Linked DNA regions of Homo sapiens: all the other regions are linked to region 2. Evidence: chromatin loops called from intact Hi-C (ENCODE). Cell type or tissue: Calu3. All regions are shown on one strand.

Region 1 (8,000 bases), 510 kb before region 2:
GTAGCAATTTATCTCTCACAGTTTTGGAGGCAAGGAAGTCCAAGATCAAGGCTCAGGCAGATTCAGTGTCCGATGAAGACTTGCTCTCTGCGTCACATAGAAGGTGCTGTGTCCTCAAATGGCAGAAGGGCAAGGTAGCTTTATTCAATCCCTTTTATAAGGGCATTAATCCCATTTATGAGAGTGAGCTCTCATGAATTAATCACTTCCCAAAGGCCCCATCTCTTAATACTATTCCATTGCCGGATAGGTATTAAGATATTGATTTTGTGGGGTACCGACATTTAGAGCCTACCAAGCTCCTTTTCTATATTCTAAATAGGAGCATAAGGAAACTCAGAGAAGGACCAGTACCTATCATCAGGAGAAAATATTTGAAAGACTAAATTTAGTTTTGTTACCATTTGTCATCCACATGCTCTACTAAATCAGCTTCATGTTGTGCCTGGACTGTCCAGGGGTCCACTCTGAGATTACTGCCCGTTATTAACTTTCTGCGCTGCCCAGGGCAGTGACTCAAGTTAGGCCTCACCCACCCCTGCTCTATGATCCCCCCAAATATTTGTATGCTCTATTTTTATTTTACATTACATGAACTAAAAGCGATGTTCAAGTAAATTCATCTCTACCACCCTGCTAATTGTGAGGAGTACGAGGAATGTTGCTACTGGCTCTACCTTTTTTCTCTACCTAACTTATGCCCTTCTTGAAAAAAAAAAGTATCTTAAATTAGTAAGTTATGGTTAAAAACTAAGATATGCATGTTCACATTCTGGCACCAAAGATATTCTTGATCCAGTAGTACCCCTCAAATCTTTTGTGTGGTCCAATTCCTACCCACAACTCTGAAAAATAAGTGCGGGGAAGGGCTAGAGCCACTGATAACACCTCATCTTCCCAGTCGCTCAAATCCTAAAATTTGGAAAAGGTCAATGATAGGTTAAAAGGAAAAACTCCCAACTGAGGAGAAGTCTCCATCTACCTTGTTTAGATACTTCAAAGAAGTTTTCTTAGTGCAGAAATAATTTTATGTCAGGGAAGCCCGTAACTGTTATGTGGACTGAACACCATATAACTATTATCCTTAACAATTGGGATTATGTATGCATCCTCCTACACAGTGATTTTAAGGCAAATTGAGTAAAAATGATCATTTTTTCTCCTATATAAAAGGGTCTCCAAATGAACCATGTTTAACCTAATGAGGCTTTAATAATAAGTATTGATTGAAACATGAAGTCATTTTGATGGCTACACTCATCTGGATACAAATCTGAAGAACTTGGGCACTTTTTTAAAATAGTTTCCCCTAATTCCTGACCATGGAGAAGCAGTGCATCTGGGGTACCGTCTGAAAAATCTATGTTTGTTTTACTAAGTACTTGGGTGATGCTGAAGTAGTTTTTTGGAGAAACCCCTAAAATAGGGAATAAAAGCTTTCTCAGTGTGTTTGTAAAATTAATGTAAATATTGGTCAATATGAAATAACACTGAAACACTTCCTATTTTAGAATTATGTATCAGAATTGCAGCTCATGCACCTAACAGCCCAATAACTACTGTTCTGTATAATAACTTCATTTCTAGTTTCTGGCCCCCATTCTGCTTAGATCTTGAAAACTTAACTCAGCTCTTCCTGGAATTTTTCCAGAGTGATGGCATAGTTCTAGGATCTTACACAGGATCAAGGATGAGGGAAAGGGGTCCATCTGGCTTTGGCCATCAGTACAGGTCTTTCTGCCTGTTTCGGCCTCATGGTTCAGAACATTCCAGATCCTTTTGCTACTCCTTTTGAGGTATTATTGAGATAAGAGAACTCTTTGTGGCTTCGTATGATCCCTGATGCCTGGACAGAGAAGACAGCCATTTCCACCCTTAGATCTAGCCACCCTAGCCCCTCTTCATCCCCAGCATACTATCAAGAAGCAGGACTTAACTCCCTCTCTGCTCTCTAGTCTTACAAGTCTCTCTCTTCTTCACTTCGTGATACTTATATGTCTCTAGACTAGACTAAGTCTTTCTCACTTTGTGTTTCTCTAAGACATGAGCTTGTGCATATAATTCTACATCCATCAGTCACATAAACCCAACCAATCTAGGACTTCTGGAAACCCATGCCAGGAACAGCAGTGTGCATTACACACTCCACACAAATACTTAATGAGGCAACAATAGGTACTTGCTGAATAGGAAATACAGGAGAAAAATACACATCTAAGAAATATTATCAAAAGCAAAATTCAGGATTTAAAATTCAGTGTAACATTAAAATTTCAGTCAAATATTCTATACCTGGTAACAAGCCAATATTCATAAATATTTTATGAAAGCTATCATTCCCATTTGATGAAATCCATTTCACCATATTTGAAACATACCTTTATACTGTGGGATCATTTGGTTGAAAGAATCAAAAACCTCCAGGTCATGGAAGAAGGCAGTCATTGGAAGGCATTATCAGGGACAACCAAGAATAAGAAACAAAGCCAAAAGCTGGGGCACAGGAAGACTGGCATTGAAAGTCAAAAAATAAGATTACCCGTTTCTCTCATAAATTATAGGTCCCTCGTCTTTGTTATTCTCTACACATGGCCCCACTATTCTGACTTCTCTAAAGAATTGCCTTATTCTCTTTCTTTGTGGATTCCATAACTTGAAAATGGCTTTGACATTCCATTGTATTGCTTCATTCTTGGCTTATAATGAATATTCATGATAAACAGTTCAATGAACTGTACCCCAGGGAAGACCAATGGTTTGTGCATCTGCTCCTTCTGGCAGCTGTGACTGGAACAGGTTCTCTTAAAAAAAAAAACAAAAACAAATAAGTGCTTGGTCTGGAGGCTATAATGGTATGGTCACTAAATTTGGCATGCCCATCCTGAATTCTGAAAATAATATCTGGCACTTTTAAGTCTTCCATATGCTATAAGGCATATGTTAGTTTCACTCTGGCCACAGAATGACACAAGTATGTCATTTATAATATTGATAATATTATAATAATTATGCGATAGTACATCATTTCCAACTTTACATCAATCATATCTATAGCCTTGACTTTAGAAACCAACCAATCGAAAAATAAAAATAGAATCGAATAAAAAGCTGTCAACCTCAAATCAGCTCTTTTAGGCATAAAACATTCTATCTCAGTCAAACCAGATGTCACTCCAGTGTTGAGTGTAACAGCCAATTTTAGTTAATGTCTAGGAGTATCAAATGAATTCTGTCTTAATTTGTATCTCTTTTAGGTGGCCATTCAGCCATCTATAAGTTGTTTCTCACTACCAATTTTCTAAAAGCAGAAGTAACACAAATTGATTTTTAAAAGCCCTTTACCACTAGGTGGCACCAAATAGCCATAATTCATAGAATGTCTCCTAAAGCCATACACCTGCCATTTAAGGATTATCATTCTTTCTTTGCTTAAAAAGAAAATATTTATAAAAATTAAAAACAACTAATTTCTTCCTTCTTTGGAATAAGAAATACATATAATATTTTTTCCTAAATAGACTATTTTTCTTTTTTAATAAATTGAAATATATTCATTTAACCTTTGTGTTAATAAATTGATGGTAACATTCTTTGTTGAATTTCACAATGTTATTCATTTCCCCCATTAAATGCTTGCAGTATTCGAAATATTTGTTTTTGTTTTGCTTAGAAATATTTAATAGGACCCTATCTAGAGATTTTGATTTTGTTAAGATCTAGATTTACTGAGTATGGTCCCTGTCATTACAGAATATGCCTTTATTTTAATAGGGATGTTCTCAGTCCAAGGATGCATTTGGATTATGATATAGATGCTGTGGAAAAAGATGCCTCTCCCTACCTACACTTGTAAATTCCCCTCTAATACAGGGCTTACCACACTACTTTAGGTTTTTGTCACCTTGAGGTTTGACTACTGCCATGTCCTCTACCTTGGTTGACAGAGGAAGAGCCCTAGAATATTCAGCTAGAATGAATGTGACAGCTTGTCTGTTTAGCAATGCCAACCACACAGAGCACATTATACAGATGCTCTGTGCATAGCTCTGGCTTCCAACAGTCATTCTAGGTGTTCAGTTTAATTTATACAGCTCTCCACGGCCTAGGACTTCTAAGTAAGTTATACGACATATTCATTTCCTATCCTGGCAGTTAAGGCATGTTACCAGATAGTTCCTAGATACAATGGTGAACTCAAAAGTTAGAGGTCCTTGACTCTACCACTCAATCTCATTTTCTGGCTTGAAAAGAGCTTGTTTTGCTCTATACAAGCTTTTCTTGAAAATATGGGTCCTTAAATTAAATTCTATGAATAGTATTTATTTGTGTAGATAGGGTCTAGCAAAACAAAATGTCATGTCAGTGTTTCAACTGATAGAAATGATATTTTAGCAATAGGCATCTATTATAAAAATTATAAGAAAAATTAAGTGAAATTAACAGAATAGCAAAAACTAGCTTAAGTGTAATGTAGTTCATTATGATTATCATTCAGTAAGCATGTATTGAATGTTGAGTAAGATACTATATTAGAAACTGTAATACACTGCAGCAAACTATACAAAACTATAATGTTATTAAATGAAAAATTGTAACAAATGTAAAATAAAAATATTGAGTTACTAATTTTTCGTTGGAATTATTCAATATCCTTCCAACTAACTTGTTGCTTTGGTAGAATATGAAATAAAGAAAGACAAATATCTCAACATTACAAATTGGCCTGAATTTCAAGGAACTAGAAAAGCTAGGAACCAAATTCAACATGAATAAATAAAAAGAAATTAGTTTGAATAACCTTAACATATAACAAATACATACTCTGTGTATCTGTAATTTTCTCAATCAGAAACTACTCATTAGAAGAAAACAAGGGCTTAGCGAATATTTTATTTCAAATCTGTGTCTTTTCCTGAAGCAGGCATTTTAGATACCTTCTATGTCCTGAAAAAAAAGAAAATCAAATAAATTAATGACGATTTCCCTTGACCATAATCTAGCATGTTTGGGAGGGATTCCTGTGATTGCACACTTCCAAACATTAGTTAGTGAAAAGGCTCTAAGTTTATCAATAAAAATAGAGTTAAAAATGAAAAGAATGCAGGGGGTGAATGAAATGCTAAAATGCACACATTTCTTGATTTTAATTATAATAAAATTTTTTTCTTTAATCAGAATCATGACAGTAAACACACTTTTTAACTGCCAGTGAGATGACTTTGGCAAGGGTTATACATTTAAAATGGTAAAATAACTTCTGGATGAATAAAAACAATGTATATTTAAAGAAATTTCAATGATTAAAAGTATTTAAGTTGTGCGACAAAAAGAGTTCTAGATCCTCTCTGAGTTCCCTTTTGTTTTTGTCACTTCTTTTTCTTTTAAAGACAGGGTCTCACATTGTCACCCAGGTTAGAGTGCAGTGTCACTGACATAGCTCATTGCAGCCTTGACTTTCTGGGCTTAAGCCATCCTTCCATCTCAGCCTTCCTAGTAGCTGGGACTACAAGAGTGCATCACTGTGCCCAGCTAATTTCTTCTTTTTTTTTTTTTTTTTTTTGGCAGAGACAGGGTCTCACTATGTTGCCCAGGCTGGTCTTGAACTCTTGGACTTAAGTGATCCTCCTGCCTCAGCCTTCCAAAGTGCTGGGATTACAGCTGTGAACCACTGTACCCATCCTGTGTTTGTCACTTCTATCATCTTTCCTTTCAGTATCTGCCATTACTTATGGTTTTACCTTTTCTGAATAAAAAATAGAATTATATTTGGTTTTCTGACTATCTTCAGCAAGAATGGTCTTTCAGCAGATGGTTTTCCAGGAGTGATGGAAATGTATTGACAAAGTACATTTTTGAAAACTTTTGCCTAATGTTTATTAGGATAACCAGGTGACATACTTACATTTCAGTTTGCATGTCATCTGTTTTCCACATAAGGCTGACACAGAAAAACTGACTAATAAGAAATATTGGTTTCAACGCCCAAACTTTGACTTCTCTCTAAACCTTCATTATTGGAGGTAATATTATGATCTTGCATGCTTATAAAAATGCAGGGAAGTAACTGATGAAATTTGTTCTGTCACAAAGTCACTTGTCTCAAAATTAGATTATATTTTACTACCATATTTTGCATATAGGCTATAGAACCATCTAATGCCAAAACAGCAGACAAAAAGTGTACGTGTATGGGGGAGTTCCATAAACCCATCATCTTGAATATATAAATTTCAAATAGCCAATATCGGTGTGTCATTATTGACCCATTAAAAAACGAAGATTTCTGACTTAAAATATACCCTTAAAAATATATCCAGAGATGGTTGAGCAAATCCACTTGATTGAGTTCTCTACCTTTAATCCCTATTGATTAATACTAGTGGCTAATATTTGTAGAGAATGTACTCAAAGTATCAGGAGCTATACTAAGCACTTTACATTTGTTGTCTACTTTTTTTTGTAAGATGCTATCAGTAGAGATTATATACACAAATCTTGGACAAGATCACACATCTGACTGTCTTAGATTTGAACCCATACAGTTAGACAAGACAGCCTATATTTTAAATCATTTCACTATAGAGCTCTGAATTTAATACCATGGTTTCTACATTAGTTTAATTAATCTTTTTAATAAACAAGTAATGATTTTTAAGATATCTTTCATTGCTATGATAACCCCTTTTTTTTAGTTTCTCTTAGTTTTGTCTTTTTTTTTAAGAGACAGATTCTCACTATGTTGCCCAGGCTGGCCTCAAACAACTTCTGGGTTCAAATAATCTTCCTGCCCTGGCCTCCTGACTAACTGGGACTACATGCCCAGGGCAATGTGCCTGGCTTATTCTTTCTATTTATACAGCAATTAATGAATACCTATTTATTGGAAAGGATTTAAGCAATAGCTATAAAATGTTAAAGTGCTCTCTCACTTCTGCATTCCAAGTTCCCAACTGAAAGGCAACATATATTAAAATTCTGTTGTCTGTAATTTAAGTTCTCTTGCTAAGAACTAACACACATATACATAAAAGTATAGAGGCCAGGCATGGTGGCTCACACCTGGAATCCCAGAACTTTAGGAGGCCAAAGCGGGTGATCACTTGAAGCCTATGTAACAAAACAAGACCTCATCTCTACAAAAAAAAAAAATTAAAAATCAGCCAGGCATAGTGGCGCATACCTCTAGTCTCAGCTACTTGGGAGAGTGAAGTAGCAGCATAGCTCAAGCCCCAGAGTTTGAGGCTGCAATGACTATGGTTCTGCCACTGCACTCCCACAGAGTGAGACTCCATCTCCAAAAACAAAAAGAAATATTTTGTGAAAACATAATTATACTATACCCATTCTTCCAGTAATATATTTTAATATCTACATATCTTGCACTTTCCTTGTAAGTAGTTATGAATCCTGCACAATTTTTTCATTTGTTGTCCAGTATTATATAATTTGGAAGCAGCATATTCATTGACTATCGCCTACTTAACAAATATGTAGTATATCTTCATTTACCTTTTTCTCTAATAAACAACTCTAAAAGTTACATCCATATACATATTACTGCTGCACATATGTCTTTCTTTAAATAGATTCCTAGAAATGGACTTGTGTAGTCCAAGATTATATCTATCTATCTATCTTTTTTTTTTTTTTTTGACAGTCTCATTCTGTCGGCCAGGCTGGAGTGCAGCAGCGCAATCTCAGCTCACTGCAACCAACTTGTGCCTCAGTCTCCCTAGTATCCTGAGTAGTTGGGATTACAGGTGCCTGCCCCCATGGCCAGCTAATTTTTGTATTTTTAGTAGAGATGGGGTTTTGCCAAGTTGGCCAGGTAGATATATTTTTGATAGCTACCATCCAACCGATCTTTCAAAGTACTTTTACCCTTTATACTCTAACACTGTATTGACAATGCAGTTGTCTGTACTCTTACAAACACTAAAATATATTAATTTTAGAGTTTGTTTTGTATGGTTTGACAATGTGATGGAAAATAATATTGG
Region 2 (8,000 bases):
TAACTAATGAATAATTCTGTGTCACTTTCCTCACCATCATATTCTTCCCCAATTTATAATGGGAGCGTAGGTGTAGTATTTCCATGGAGTTATCTGATTGCATGAGAGTCTCTTCATGCATTTACATGACAGAGAAAAATTTACATAGAAGTCACAGAAGATAGCAAATGAAATGTTTATCCTCACTATGGCTTCAGAGTGGGAATTTTGCTTTCTTGTTGGAATAGAAAAGGAGAATTAGATGCTGGCAACATAAGCAAAAGATAGGAATGAAGTTACTGTTTTGAGTGTCTAAAAAACACTATATATTTTCCTAATTCTATTTTATCATATTTCTTGACAAAATAGAGGAATTCGCAGTTGCTTCTTCCTCTCCAAAGCTAAGTCCAGTAGAAGTTTCTATATTGCTGGTTACCAGGGTATCTCTGGAAAGAATGGCTGGGCTTTAGTTTTTCTTTTCTTTTTTTTTTTTTTTTTTTTTGTTGTTGTTGTTGCATTGAAAGGCAAGATTTGATACTTGGACTAAAATATACGTACTTTTCCTTACAAAATACCCACAATAGAATGTGGGAATATTAATGGCTCTAAAATAAGAAATTGTTGTTTGTTTATCAATGCAGAAGTAAAATTTTGAGCAGAAGTGTCCAGTCTTGTTGTTTTAGCATAAAAGAATGATTAAAACTATTATAAATACCTTTTAACAATTGCAGTTGCTGACCATGACTACAAAGACTTTCATTGTGTCACTTGTTTTTCATTTTGTGATGCATATTAATCTGAATTTATCTCCATTGTTTAGACTGTAAAACTAGCATTTCAGTATTAGTTTGTAATTTTAATGAGATCTCATGCCAAAATGTCATAGGAACGAGAAGTTGAGTTTTATGAATGAGAATTTAGGGATATTGAATGAGACTTATTCACCAAAATATACACTGCAATTAATAAAATGTGAGCCTTCATTTTTAGTATTTCATAGGACTTGATAAGCTTAGCAACTGGAGACACGCTGGGATTGTATTAAAACTCCAATAAAAGCTTAACAGCATTTGATACTAGCTTACACATCTGTTGTCAAACAGGAATATTAGGTAATGCTTATCCTTGTATCTTCAAATATTATTTAGCATGAGTTGCACTATTTGCCACTTATGTTTTTAAAAAGGGTACGATGTTTTCATTAAAATTTTCAATAATTTGATATGAAATTAGCATTTTAAAAGTTTTCTTATATAATTCTCTCAAAATTTATATCTTTTTCTACTTAACCAAGTGTTTAACCAAACATTCATAATAGAGTTAGTGTATTATCTTTACATTTCAAAAGGATAATTGAAAATGTTTCAAAATCTGTAGGTGCAAGGCAAGATATTTGGTATTAATCGATTATGATGGTTCTTAATATGTCAGGCATAACATCTTTAGAGAACCAAAAGAGATACTTTGTATTTTTTATTTTGAAGTATAGTTTTGATAGAGAACTATTTTATAAAGTTTGAAAGAAAATACAGATTTCAAAACCTGTTTTGATGGCTCAAGTCACAAGAACAATATTCAGTTGCTTGTTAACATTCACCTGAATTTCTTTTCTCTGTTAAGAAGTGGTGGCCAGATTTGAAGTGTGACATGGTACAGAGTCTATTTTTAGTAGACTAGTATTTATCTACTATTATTTTTTCATTTACATTTGTTCAGGATTTTGTGCTACAGATGGCATAGATATTAGCATGTCTAATGCAAAATGGAAAGAAGAAAACATCACATCTGACAAGCTTGAGTGCCAATTGTAGTAGTGATTTCACTTTCATGTATAGATATCTGAATATATGTATTTGAAACATGTTTACATAATCTCATTACATGAAACACCAATTGAATAGGTGCAATCAGCAAGTACATTGATTAATGGCATATTGATGAATAATATATAAAGATTGTGATGCAAATGGGAGCCAATATTAACTTAAGCATTACCAGATGTTTCTGCTTTACATTCTTACTGTGTATACCAGAAAACATATCCTAATAATAACAGCCAAAGACAGCTTCTCACTTTAATTTGTTTTATTTATTTAAATCTACTCCTAGCACTTCCTAGACTTGATATGTTCATAGTGATCCATAATGAGGAAAGTTAGCCAAAAAGAATAATACTTAATCCTTTCAATTTCATGAAACTAATTTTCAGTTTAGAAAGAGTAAGTTAACACATCACCCCACACACACATAAATGCCAACATGCACATACACACATGCACACTTCCATAATCTGTAAATTTAAAAAAATTTTTGTAAAATACATTTTCAATTTTCTAGCCTATGACAAATCTACTTAATTTAGTTTAGATATGAAAATTGGTCGCATTATTGTTCTTGTTACATTTACAGCCATGAGACAGACTTGTGGTTCTTCAACAGCTGTGCAGAGCAGAGACGTAAATTTAAGGTAAATGCCATTGCTTTGCTATCTTAGATGAATATTAGTTTTTAGCATTGTAATCACTTCCTTCATTGTAGGTTAATATATAATATAAAGTTCTCCTTTCTAATAGGTAATTGAATTATAAAATTTTTATAATTCTGTCTTAAGAAGTTCAAGAATGGAATAGTAAAAAGCAAAAGAGAATTAAACTTGGGGGTCTTATTCTGACTCTGCCACAAATAGTTATATAAGTCTGAGGAAGTTACTTGACATCTTTAAAATAAAGATGTTGGGCTAACTGATGAACAAGATCTTAAATTCCATGGTTAAATATTTATTTTGTTTTCATTTTGAAGTAAGTGAGGTATCTTAATTTTTCAGGATTGGGTATATCTTGTTGGATATTAGCTTATGAAGTAAGGATTATGTTTTTGTTTGCTTGGTTTTTGTTACAAAACATTTGTTTATTAACATGCCCCATCCAGAAACCGTGCCTTGGAAACAAAGAATTAAAGCCCATATGTATGGAAAACCATTGCGCAAATATAATTCTGTATATCTGAGGAAGCTTTGTTTTGTTTCATGCCTTGAAATATTATAAATTGAATTTATGAGAAATGTAAGCTACATAAAAATTATTTAACCAATGTATTTACTTTAATAATCTACATTGAAATGTTTTGATATAATGCAACTTAACATTATTTTTACTTTACTATTTCATTCCAAATTGTTAAAAATAACAAAAGCTGACAAAACCAGAAATTCTATAGTAAACTAATTATCAATACTGAAATTCCATATCATATGTAAAAAATCAAGAATAAGTTATAAAAGTTTATAATTTGTAAAATATTCTGGAGGAAAATACTAACTTATATGGGATATAGAATCACTCATTACAAAATGTATTTTAGGAAATGATAACATTTTATTTATGTAGCGATAAAGAATGAAACTGAATATTTCTTTTTCAATATTACTTTTAAATATAATGTAGAAGAAGTGGAGAGAAGCTAAACCACATTTTATTCCAAATAAAAGCAGCATTGCCAGAAAAATTGAGATACGGGTTTAAATAGAGCGATCTATTATGATGCCAGAAATTTAGAAATAAGTTTTTAAAGATATTCTTTACTATTTATATTTTCTGTGTATTGAAAGATGAACAGGAGGTCTAATACATTATTTCTTGATCATAAAAAAAAAGAATTTAATTCAAATACTGTTTACAAGAACAGACTATGTCTTGTGTGGCTCTTATTTTCCCATTCCAGTGAAGAACATTTCTTAAAAGCAGCATGAAATAGGCAAATTTAAAAGAATGTTATAGAATACAATTTTTGTTAAACTATGATGATGTTTCTATCCATGACCAGCTGCTCAAGGCTGACACCCTGTGGAGGAGGGTCTGGGACATTGAGCTCATTACTACTAAGCATGCTTGTGTGGAAAACTTACCATATGATCTACTCATGGCATATAGAAGAAAGAACCATGTGTTTCAGATCTGAAGCCTGCCCTTGCCATTAATAGGGCTTTGGATAGAATAACCTGATCTCTTTGGAGCCTGTTTCCTCATCCCTAAAATAGGAATAAAGATACCCAACCTTTCAAGATTGCTGTGAAGACCAAAAATTATATTATATAAAGTACTTACCGTAAATCCTTGGATAAGGAGTTAATAAATAATTACCATTATGCTAGCCTCCAGGAAATTGGTATTTAATTCAAGGTTATGATATATATTCTATATCATAGCATTTGGCCGTAATTTGTTACTATTACCAGCTATTTCAATGATTTGAAGTATGCCCTTGTTGTAATTGTGTGTTTTAAGGAATACTAGAGTGTTTTCCCCTGCTATAGGCTCCCACCACATATACACTTCACACTCTCCAAACATAAACTTATATTTTAATGTTTATCTTCTCTATTAAACTGTAAGCGATATGACAGCAGGAATCATGAATTCCCTGCTCTTCTCTAGTGCCTAGCACAGTGCTTGGTGAATAATAGAGCTCAATAAATAAACTTGTTGAAACAATGAATAAGGAGGAGATTGTGCTGAGTGGAGCAAAGGAGATTTGGAGGAGGAAAAAAAACATCCATTCATTCAGTATAAATTGAGTGATTATTTATCATGTGTAATGTCCTCAGGGACTTATGACTTAGTTGAGGAGATATTCAGAGTTGCACACAAATAAAAACATTATTGGCCACAGTGGATGTGCTGTAGAAATGGGAAAAACAGAAAGAACAATAAGCATTTAAAAAAGAAAATTAACAATTCAGGCTACAAGTGGTCAGGGAAGACTTTGTAGAGAAGGTAGCATGTATGTTGGGCTTAAAGAAAAGGAATTTGGTAGATAAAGGAATTTTTGATGGAGAATTTTTTTAAAGATGTCATCAAAGATGTAGACATAGGAAATTCTGAGATCTGGTTGGGCAAGTGTAAGTAGTTTGTTTTGATCAGCCTAGAGATATCATACTAATGTAATAATGAATGGGTTGGGGGTTAGAAATACACATCGCTGATTGTATAGAACTTAAAATGTCAAGCCAAGAAGTCAGTATTTTATAGATTGGGTAGAAGGGGCTATTAAAGTTTTTTGATGAGGAAGTGAAATTATCAAAGCAGTGGTCTGTGAAGATAGCAATGGAACATTTGGAGGATATTTTCAGGGAAGGGAATTCTGAGAAACCTGGAATAAGGATAATCCTTTAAAAACTATTTAGGTAGGCATGATGATGACTTAAGCTTTAGACATGTTGAGTTTGAGGAGATGGCAAGACAAGAAAGTAGAAATAGCTAGCTTTTAGCAAATTTGAAAGAAAGCTTGACAGAGGGGTCAAGACTAAAGAGAAACATTTGGGGAACAACACAGAAGTGATAGATGAATCCATGGTAGTAGAGGAGATTTCTGAAAAAGGTAATTTGAAAAGAGGAGCTCAGTAACATTCACATTTTTTTAGAGCAAGAAGAAAAAGCAGAAGAGACAAGAGGGGACTAGAGCAATCAAATTAGCATTGGATTTATTAAGGAAGGTCAACAAAAGGGGGAGTTTATAAAATTTAAGGCTTTTCAGCCACATCAAGCAATGTCCACAGGAAGGAGAACATTTTTGCATAAACACTGTTTAGTTGATTGCAACACAGATACTTTTAAATCCCCCTCATTCTTCATCATTCATCAGTAACTCTTAGGATCTGCAGTAGTAATGTGATCAATAATGAATAGAGAAAAATCATACTTTAACATGGATGATAAATAGAAAATAGGGAATTAATAAATGTACTTTTGCTTCTCAGATTGCAGTGAAAGAAAATGTATGTTGCATATATAATACTGAACTTCCATAAATTAAATATGGAAGAACTTTGCTATCTAGGAGGCCAAATTTTCGCTTTTCTTAGCTACCCAAGCACTTGCTTCTTTCTGTAATCCATTAGGATTTTAAGTATATATTCCCTTGACTTCTCTACCTTAACTAAAGTGAGAGCAAGAAAGAAATAGAACATTAATATTGTTATGGGAGCTCTCTATAGGATTTAAGACTTAGGCTGTGAATTTTATCTTAAGATGTTTGGAAGTGTTATACAAGCTAAATTGAATGACAAAGTGAAGAACAGTGTCAGCACATGATTAAAGACAAAAAGTAAAATTATTTTGAAATTTACTTACATTTAAGATTATTTGTGTTTCCTCTGTGGATTCTATTTATATATTTCTATCAACCCACCTTCCACATTTCTATTGGTTTTCTTAAAATGTTTCTGCTACCTTCACCTTTTCTACTGCTTTCTTTTCTCCTTTACCATTTTATTTTCTTCTCTCATCATGTAATCTTGTCTATTTTACTTTATTGCTGTCTCTTTGGTCCCATAAGAACACAGAAACTTTAAATATCTGTAACTATCTAATTCTATCATGAACCTAAAAGATATTCTAACATATCATTTTACTAACAAAATAAAACCGTGCCCATTCTTACAATCCAGTATCTAATATTTAATTCTTGTCTTACACCAAGAATAGTTTGTGCTATTTAAGTTGGAGTTTCAATAGGAAAGCACTTCTCCACTTGAGTATCTCAGCTACTTAGAAGAACCTGGAACCCTAAGGCTTTTTCCTTTTCTTTTTAGTGCTAGAAATCTCCTGTTATGACATTTATAGTGGCTTTTTAAAAAATTGTCTTCAGAGTGGCTTCATTGTTCCTTAATCTTTTGGTCTGCTTTTTCAGAAAATCTATTACAAAATGAATATTTAAACTAGAATTGCTTGGGATAGTTGTATTAAATGGTCAGTTCTTCTAAGAACATCTAAGATTGTGCTGATTGTGATTATTTTAGTAATGCTGAATTTGGAAGCACAGCATTTGGAAAGATGAAACAAATGTGGAATAAATTTTTTTGTTTTTGTTTTTGTTTTTTGTTTTTTTTTTTTTTGAGGCAGAATCTCACTCTGTCACCCAGGTTGTAGTGCAGTGGCAAGATTTCCTCTCACTGCAACATCTGCCTCCTGGGTTCAAGAAATTCTCCTGCCTCAGCCTCCTGAGTAGCTGGGGTCACGGGCATGCACCACCATGCCCAACTAATTTTTGTATATTTAGTAGAGACGGGGTTTCACCCTGTTGGCCTCGAACTCCTGACCTTAAGTGATCCACCCACCTTGGCCTCCAAAAGCGCTGGGATTATAGCATGAGCCACCATACCCGGCCTGTTCTTTCAAAATATTTAAGTCACCCTATCTTAATATGAAAATCATATAAGCTCATTACAAGAATCTAACATGATTTTAAGTTAAATTATGTTTGGTCACTAAGTTCCTTTTCCCAAAGGCACTTGATAAATGCTAATAAATTACTATAGTATAGTGGATTTTTCAAAATGAAAATTGTATTCTCTGTTTAGATGAGGTAGAAACCACTCATAAGAACTAATTATAGTAGAATTATAGTAGACCCTCAACATTCACAATGTGTATACCCATAGATCTTCATGAATCCTCAAATTAAAAAAAATTTCCATTTCAAAAATTTGGTGAGGTTTGTGCAGACTTTCTTGTATACTGTCCTTGGTTTGAACCAAGCTACCATTGCCTTATACAAAGTCTAATACAAGTTAACAACTTTAAAAATTTCAATAAAATTTGCCCTGTGATTAATTTTAAATTTTCAAAAAAGAAACTTTTTTACATTATAGGTTCTCCTACATTAGTGAGGTAGATAACAGCAAAGCTACATTAGTGATAGAAAAATCCATATGAGTTTAGGAATTAGGTTATGTGTGTGAGAAGTCAGCAATCTGAAGACCAGATCAACTTTTTAGCTACTTGATTGTTTCATGGCTTGAAGAACTGCACAGGTGCAATGTCTAGAGACTTAGAGATCACATGTAAATAACCACACAAATCCATAACATCTGTGAATTTTAAAGCTCTATTCTACCAAATCTTGCCATCTCTCATCTATGTTCACCCAAAGTGAACAAACAAGTATCCCCTACTTTCCTTGTTATTTTATTGAAGACTTGAGAGAAGTTCCCTGTCTTAAAATTTTTATCCTCCTTAATTGTA
Region 3 (8,000 bases), 110 kb before region 2:
TGTGACTATAACAGGGAGTCATATACTAATTTATATAATAAGTGGTTGTGCACGCTTTATTCAAGATTATGGCTGCAAGAAATGGCATGAATTGCTGGGTGTGTTTAATGCTGGATTATAGCAATTTGAAACATGTCAAACACATGGCTAATGCCTCATGCTTCACTCATTCTTGCGTAAACCTGCATAGCCACCATCCATTATACCCTTGGTAACAACACAATTCTGCAAGTAAATATTGTTACACTAAGTAACCTTTCAATTCAAGTTGTTTAGGAAGAGAAAATGCAATCTTGTGCAGTCAGTTCCAGTGTCAGTTTAATGTTTCAAAAGGGAAGTGGTGTAGAGAATAAGTATCTGTACAGTGACTTGCTTAAAAAAGAAGAAAGAAAAAGGAAAGGAAGGAAAACTTAATGCAGGGGAGAAAAGTCTAACTGTATCGTTTGAGTGTAAGATCTGAAGAGTTATTTTCTGATGTGGCTGAAAAGTTGTGTACGATGAAAGACTTAAGGGTTTAACTTACAGTTCAGACAAACATTAAAACAGGGACTCCCAGATTCATCTTTCCCTTTAATGATCTGGAATTTATTTTCACTGATTTTTGTAAAATGTTTGTGGTGGGATTGATAAGAATGAATAATTTAGCTTGGTATGTTTCGGATCATAAGCACATCCACTCTGAAAGAATATGCTGAATTTATTATTATTTAAAATATACTTAAAAGGTAAACAGCACTTCACATTGTGCTGGAAATATTTCCTATATTGGGAAATAAGTGGAAGTGTTACCAAGAGAAACTTAGTAAATGCTAGAAATAATCTGCATTGTCCTTGAAAAATTCCTCCTTTATAGTGAACATACTCCAAGCTTTTTTAAGTGAAATGTACAGTATAATCATCTAATTACACAATCACCCTTCTTTTTTCATATAAGTGTTGTATCAGATACTCCTCTTTTGTAGAGCAAAAAGTACTATCACTGTTATAGTTTTCTTAAGCATTATTTTACTAACTCTTAGATGATTGAACTTAAAATGTAAATAACAGTTTATACTGTAGGGTTTTATAAAGTTAAAAACTCCACAAGGGCTAAGAATAAAATCCTTTAGTTAAAAGGAATTATAAGTTATTTAGGTCTTTCTTCGTAATTGTAATAAAGATTTAGACACATGCCTCTTTGCTTGTTGATTATTCTTAATTATTTGATGGCCTTGATTATGACACAGTAATACATGTAGAATTCTTTAATTCATCCAATTGGTCCTGAGATTTACTACACAAAGGTTAGTAGTAAATGCTGCACCTGTCTGCTACACTGGAAAATATAGTGTTTTATTTTTATTCCTTGTGTTGCTAACTCCATCCAGAAACAATAAATATTTCAAATAACTTAGGTGATGAAATAAAAACATACACATATATACACATATTCCAGACATGTTCTCAAAAGTAAAATTTAAATGCAATATGTAAAAGTTATGCCTATCTGTTTCTACAGTTGGAGAGGATTGAAATTATAATTTTCATATAACTAGTAAAGGCAATCAGACCTTTTCTCTGAATATTTTAAACATTGTGCATGTAAAATTTATGCCTAATTTGAATACTTATTAGCTGCCTAATCTCAGAAAAGAGTATTAGCTTTGTTTTTTTCTTATAAAATCCATCACTATGTATCAGTTTTAATTTATATGATTTTTTCTTTGTTAATGTTCAATAAGATGTTTAGCAAAACCTATTTGTTTATAAACACATTTCGCTCAAAAATTGTTTACTATAGTTACAGCAATTATTTCCTTTCTGCTCATGTTTTCTGTTGTTTTTTTATTATCCAAACAGCTTTAAGTTGTATATGTAATTTTTGTTACACTAACTTGCTTTGCTAGTCCAGCTATTGACGTTTTTTACTAAATCAGTATGTCTTTTTTTTTAATGGACTTGATAAGAGTAGGAAAAGTAATTTAATAATTTAGGCTTTGATGAAAATATCTGTTAAAACTATGATACTATAAACATTAATTTTAACAATTTTAATATTGGCATTCAAAAATGTCTTTTGGGTATGTCTGTGATTCTTTTTGTATTTAGTGTTTGTGTGCATCGCATTTTAAAAGATAACTGGGGAAAACATTTTCTCCATGACAGGAAGAGATAGGAAGCTTGCATTTGCTTTATAATAAATGCCTTTCAAAATTTTAAATGGACAAAGCATTAAAATATGATCAAGTTTAAAATATTGAAATCATGTAAAAAACAAATTAGATTGAGTGATAAGTTTACTGTCCTTTAGGGTAAGTCCACTGTCTGGTATTACTGTTAAAGTCACAGCACAGCCAGGTTGTTTCTGCAATTCTGTCCATAGAAGTAAAACAGAGAAGTGCATCCATTAGGTTATGGCACAGGATTCAGAGGTCTTTGAGAGCCAAAAATGATCTTTCTAAACCACAGATTCAGGATGTACTGTGAAATTCTGGTTTGTAAGAGCACATTGGTTCTTTATTTACTGCAAGGATTTCCACTGATCTTGGCAGGACATCTCATTGCTATCCTGAAAGTACAGTATATTTATGCAGTGAAAATGATAAAACATTTATTACTGTAGAGAAGGTAATATGCATAATTTATGCTGTTTTTAGCACAATCATTAGTGATATTCTTGATAGATTTTATTTCCAGCTTTCATATCTTATACATGCCTGGAAAATTAATTTTATATCTTTCATTTATTTGCCTATGTTAAAATTGAGTTTTAAGTCATCTTCAAGTGAACAGTTTGATTGCTGCTCATGCATAAGCTTAATTACTTCCCAGGAAGGACAGTATTAAATGTTTTAAATGTCAGAAAAATAAATGAATATGAGCTGTTTGATTAAAAAAATAGGCAATATCTGACGTGTTTGCAGCAGGAGCTTTTTCTTAAAATGCCTCCAAGGCAAAATTTTATTTAGTCACAAAAAAAGAAACCCATTATACTATTTATCATTGGTTGGTACCATATGATTTGTAACACCCTTACAAAATTTTAATTTTGTATGATTAGCTGTGCATCATTAAACAACAGCCTTGCATAAGATGTGCTGTAAAATTCTGACAGAATCAAGATAGTGAATATTTAAAATAAGGCTGTATAGTCATCCATGGTTGTCAAAGGTAGATAATAGGAAACAGAACAGAGTGTGCAATCATGCCTTCATTTAAACTGGTTTTATAGGTAGATTTTAAAATGTGGTCATTCATAAATGCTATTGACCATGCTATATGCATGGTATGTTACTTTGGCTGTTAAATGTAACCGCACAAAAATTGCTTATAGAAACCATAATTTCAATGATTAGCATCTGGATGAAAGCTGAATTTGTATTGCTTTCCTTGGTAAATGACTATTCAAGGCTTTTTTCTTCCCCCTCTTCTAAAGATGCTGTCTCTGTAATTGGCAGAGAGGGACATCTTGATAATGGAAGTGTGAAGGTGTAACGTGTGTTAATTGATACTTCTTAATCACTTTTAGGTATTAAGTCATGATGCAGGAATCTGCGACAGAGACAATAAGCAACAGTTCAATGAATCAAAATGGAATGAGCACTCTAAGCAGCCAATTAGATGCTGGCAGCAGAGATGGAAGATCAAGTGGTGACACCAGCTCTGAAGTAAGCACAGTAGAACTGCTGCATCTGCAACAACAGCAGGTAAGTTTTGTTTTCCTCAGTGCTTCCTTAAAACAAATAAGCTTGTTTTATTGAATATGAAAAATGTATTCATAGCAAACTGAGCATGTTGTGTTAAGCTAAAAGATGCTGAGAATTTATTATTATTTGGAACATGATTGAAGGATGAGTAAAGAGATAAGATTTTCATATTAGTTACGTCATACCAGTACCAGAGTACCCTTCAGGTGTCAGGATATTAATTAAGCTCACAGGATGATTTTTGGAAGGTCTGTAAAGCTTTGTAACAAATATTTTATAGCTTCTAGTTTACTATCTTACATTGTGCTGCAGAACGTGATACTTAGTTTTCCACCAGAGGGCCACATTACTTGATACTTGCTTATACAATGAATTTCTTCAAGTCTGAGCTAAGGTGAAAAGGACCACAAGGACTTTTCAAAAGACAGATGCTTGCCTGCGTTAGCTGCAAATATTAGCTATTAATTAGTTGAAATCTGCTGAGAGATTGTAAATCATGTAAACACTACGATCTGTTGCTTTTCTTGAAATTCATTCCAAGATATTTTGAATATACATCTTTCAATAACATTAAAGAGCACTTTTTGTGTTCTCCTAAGTGTCTCATAAAATGCAATATTCTCTTTAAATCTGGAAATGTTAACAACTACAAAATAAAGGTACACTTTTAAGTAGTCTGTTATTCATTTTATAAGAGATTACTTTTTCCTGATTTTGTAAAAAAAAAAAAAAATTCTTTTCAACCAAAAAATAGCCACTTCATTCTTCACTGACTCAAGTCTGTAGAAACAGTGACAGAGAAAAGAAAGCTTTGAAAGCATATACTTATATTAGGCCAGAATGAGTACACTTGTTTGAAAAGTTTATATTTGTTTTAAAATAAATATTATTTCTTTGTAACTCTGAATTGCACTTAAACTAAATGCCTAAAAATCATTAAAATTACATCCATTAAAATAATGATTATTGAAAAGATTGCAAATTATGTGAAATAATTCACATTTTAAGGTAGTATATAATGAGAAAAATACATCTCAAAAGTTAAAGCAAATGCCCACACTAGAGTAAAATTTAATAGATACATTATTTTAAACAATAACAGCATTAAAAAAGTTACATGGGTTGAATAATGTCTTAACCTTTAGGCATTGTTTTCAAGAATAATCTTTTATAAGAGCTACATAGTACTTTTGAATGGTTTATCTATTATTTTACAATTTTCATTTTTTTCACAGACAATAAGTATTAGAAAAACAATTTATATTTTGTTTTAACAATCATAGGAATTATATGCCTACCACAGTCCCAGGATTAGCTTATTTTACTGGTTACTTTAATAAATACAGTTTTTCAGGATAGCCCTTTTCTGCCTTTGGTGTATTCGCAGGAAATATCACACCAGTGGAATGCTACAATATTCCTCCTAATTTCCCTAAGTGAGAGTCCTAAGTATTTTTAGCCAGATTCAATTTTGCCTGCAAATCCAGTGGATTGCGTTTATAAAGCCAAGTAAAAATAGTAATTGTAAATGAACATCGCAGTTGAGTATCAGTAGATGATAGGTTATGAAAAAATGCCAAGAAATCTTTCTTTATTTTCATAGCTCCAATTGGATGTTAAATAAACAGAAAATGAGTAAAATCATAGCTATAGATTTTAGTACTCTGGAGGCATTTTGATTAGGTCTATAAGGTGTGTTTATAACCTGAGTTTGAAGTTTACTTTGTTCTATGCAGTTCATTATGTAAACCATAAACAAGAGTAAACACAAAAGTTATGCCCTTCAGATGACTGAGAAACTTCAGTCATGTATTGTATGTCTGTAGAGTGCCTTCTAAAAGTGATTTAACACAATGGGTATGGTGGGTGCCTACATAGCTACTTTAGGAAGTGTCTACAGAAATATATGTAATAATTTAATAAATAAACATGCAAAAACCTTTGTAAATATCCCTTCCCTTGGTTATGTTTTAACTATATTAATATAGTTAGGTACCTAAGGTTACTGAATTTTTTGTTCTTTCATGAATGTATTTTAGAATGGGGCTTTAAGTTCATTAAGGATTAACATATCTTTTCTATAAAATTGATGCAGTTATTGCCTTTAATTCTAACATTCGCTATATTTCAAAACTAAAAACCATAAAGCATATTTATTAAAACAAATTTCACAAGAAGTGAAAAAGTGAAATAATTGTATAAATTTATCTCTACGTGTTGTTATTTAGATGTAAAGTTTTACACAAAGAGTTAAATTACTTCTTATAATTATAATGAGCTAATCATTGTTGACCAAGATCTTTTGTTTAGAAATATGATTTAAGAGGCAGTGATGTAAACAAAGTAAAATTTTGTTTGCCGTGAACTTCTGGCAAAAATGGTCTGTTTTGGGAACATAATATTTGTCTTAATTTTTATGGCTTTTGTACTTTATAGAGGTGAGTAGTTTGACTTAAATTAGCCATGTATTTAGCATGAAGAGTTGGTGTTTGGAATGAATCGCATCAAATACTTAATGATACGTGGATAGGTGAAGTGAAAAAGGATTGATAAACTGTAACTAGCATTTATTTCTACCATTTAATTAATGAATATTGGAATATTTCTGAAAGCTAGGATATCTTTAAATTTTAAAGTTTGTGATATAATGGTAGCCACATCTCTGTTAGTATGCTCTGCTATCTTATATTTACTGAACAATTAGTTTAAAAAAAAGCCTTTTCTGGATGAATTTCTCTCTCCTTCATTCCTTTCTAATCTTCAAAAATTAGTACTAAGTAGTAGAATGTATAATATATGGACGTAGCATATTTCAGATGTTGTTTTAGATTAACTACATTGAGAAATTATTCTGCATTAGATGTAGAATTTTATTTTGATATTAGGTTTGCAGAATTAATTGTTTGTGTCACTAAGGTCAAAATAGTTGCTAAAACTTGATTGCTTTACAGGGTGGATTTGAGCTTGCATTTTGAGCATTCATTAAGTCAGATAATCTTTCTGAATGTTTTATGAGACTGTACTGCTTTGAAGGTGTTTCAGGTGATGGTGTTTAAAAACATCTGGTTAGTAGTTTCTTACTGTCAGTTCATTTATCCTTATTCATGTAAAACAGAGTATTTGAATAACCATTTAAAAGCTAGAATCCACACATTTTATTTTCAAATTGAAATTGAGAATAGCGACATTTGTGTCTTAAAAGCATATGACATTTAATAAATAACACCATTATCTGTACTTTTTATAATTTTATTTTGAAATCTTTAACCCTGATAATTTGATCAAGGAAGTGCAAAATCTTTTGAAAGACTGTTTATGTGTAAGGAAATAAATAGCCATGCTAACTCCAGCATTTAAGTCCAGCTGGTCTCATTCTATATTTTCATCTTCTGTTTCTCTGTCCTTATTGAAGTTTTATGTTGACATATGAGTAAATAATAGTTTATAACAGCCACGATAACCTCTCCTATACACATTTTTAAAATGCATAATTTATTTGCTTCCCCCTTAACTTATTTTAACTTCCTATTTGATACGAAAAGTACCGACTTTAGATTAAATTGTTTAAGCAAAAGTTTTAAATGAATTTACAAAGTATAATGAAATTACAAACGCACTTTTCAAATGAAATACCAAGAATGAAAATATGTATCAAAATATTTTCTTTTAGAAATTAATATTTAAAGTCTTACCAAGTGCACCAAAAAGAGAATATATCTTGAACAATTTATTCTCATTGATTGATTATAAATTATTAAACTGTCACATAGGCAAGATTTTAGACATTGTTTGACTAGATGATATGTCAGTTATTACATACATATTTCAGAAGGCACTGGTAAATAGTGGCAAGTTTACAACGATATAGGAAAACTTAACACTCACATCTTCACACATGACCTTTTATCACACTACAATATTAATTGATGATATTTTCCTTTTTTACAACCAAATTCCTGTCTTTGGCATATTGGATTTATTGTTCATTGTACTGTTGTTCAGAAAATTACAATTCCTGTGAAGCTGATCTGTACTATTTTGAACCAGCTGTGAACATGTGCTCAGTCTTTTTGATAACCTAGAAAGAATGTTTCTCTGATGCCAATATTTAATTTTCTCACATAAACTTATACTCGCTTAATCTCAATTGACAAGCATCTACCAAAATACTAGGTGTTTCTAGGTTAAGCACACATAAGATATTTACTTCAATACTCATGTAAAAGATCCACAACAAAATGGTAATAAGCATTTATGTAATTTGTCTCATGAATTGGGTATACTCTCGTTTCTATTAACACTTTTTTCATAGAA

The links. Peaks named below come from ENCODE experiments on the same cell type or tissue, not always from the same donor. Only the 100,000 strongest peaks of a DNase experiment are listed, where the experiment ranks them.
Region 1: a loop joins it to region 2, with 4 times the contacts of the local background. A loop is called at or near these places in 5 of 110 quality-filtered maps.
Region 3: it touches region 2 in a loop (11-fold over the local background); 9 of 110 quality-filtered maps call a loop at or near these places.

Annotation. Positions count from the first base shown.
Region 1 is chr7:114,023,348-114,031,347 of GRCh38, forward strand. No RefSeq gene overlaps it. Among named protein-coding and RNA genes, the nearest start is that of PPP1R3A, 110 kb to the left of the region's middle. In Calu3, a CTCF peak has its summit at 3,346 (motif pointing right); a DNase peak (open chromatin) is centred at 3,334.
Region 2 is chr7:114,535,938-114,543,937 of GRCh38, forward strand. The region is part of intron 3 of FOXP2 (forkhead box P2); the gene reads left to right. Among named protein-coding and RNA genes, the nearest start is that of MIR3666, 110 kb to the right of the region's middle. RefSeq lists a silencer at 3,617-3,911. In Calu3, no CTCF peak of the experiment used is centred here; a DNase peak (open chromatin) is centred at 3,824.
Region 3 is chr7:114,422,994-114,430,993 of GRCh38, forward strand. FOXP2 (forkhead box P2) reads left to right here. Exons shown (of 17, transcript NM_014491.4): 2 at 3,509-3,686. The coding sequence starts at 3,519. Among named protein-coding and RNA genes, the nearest start is that of FOXP2, 12 kb to the left of the region's middle. In Calu3, a CTCF peak has its summit at 4,038 (motif pointing right); no DNase peak of the experiment used is centred here.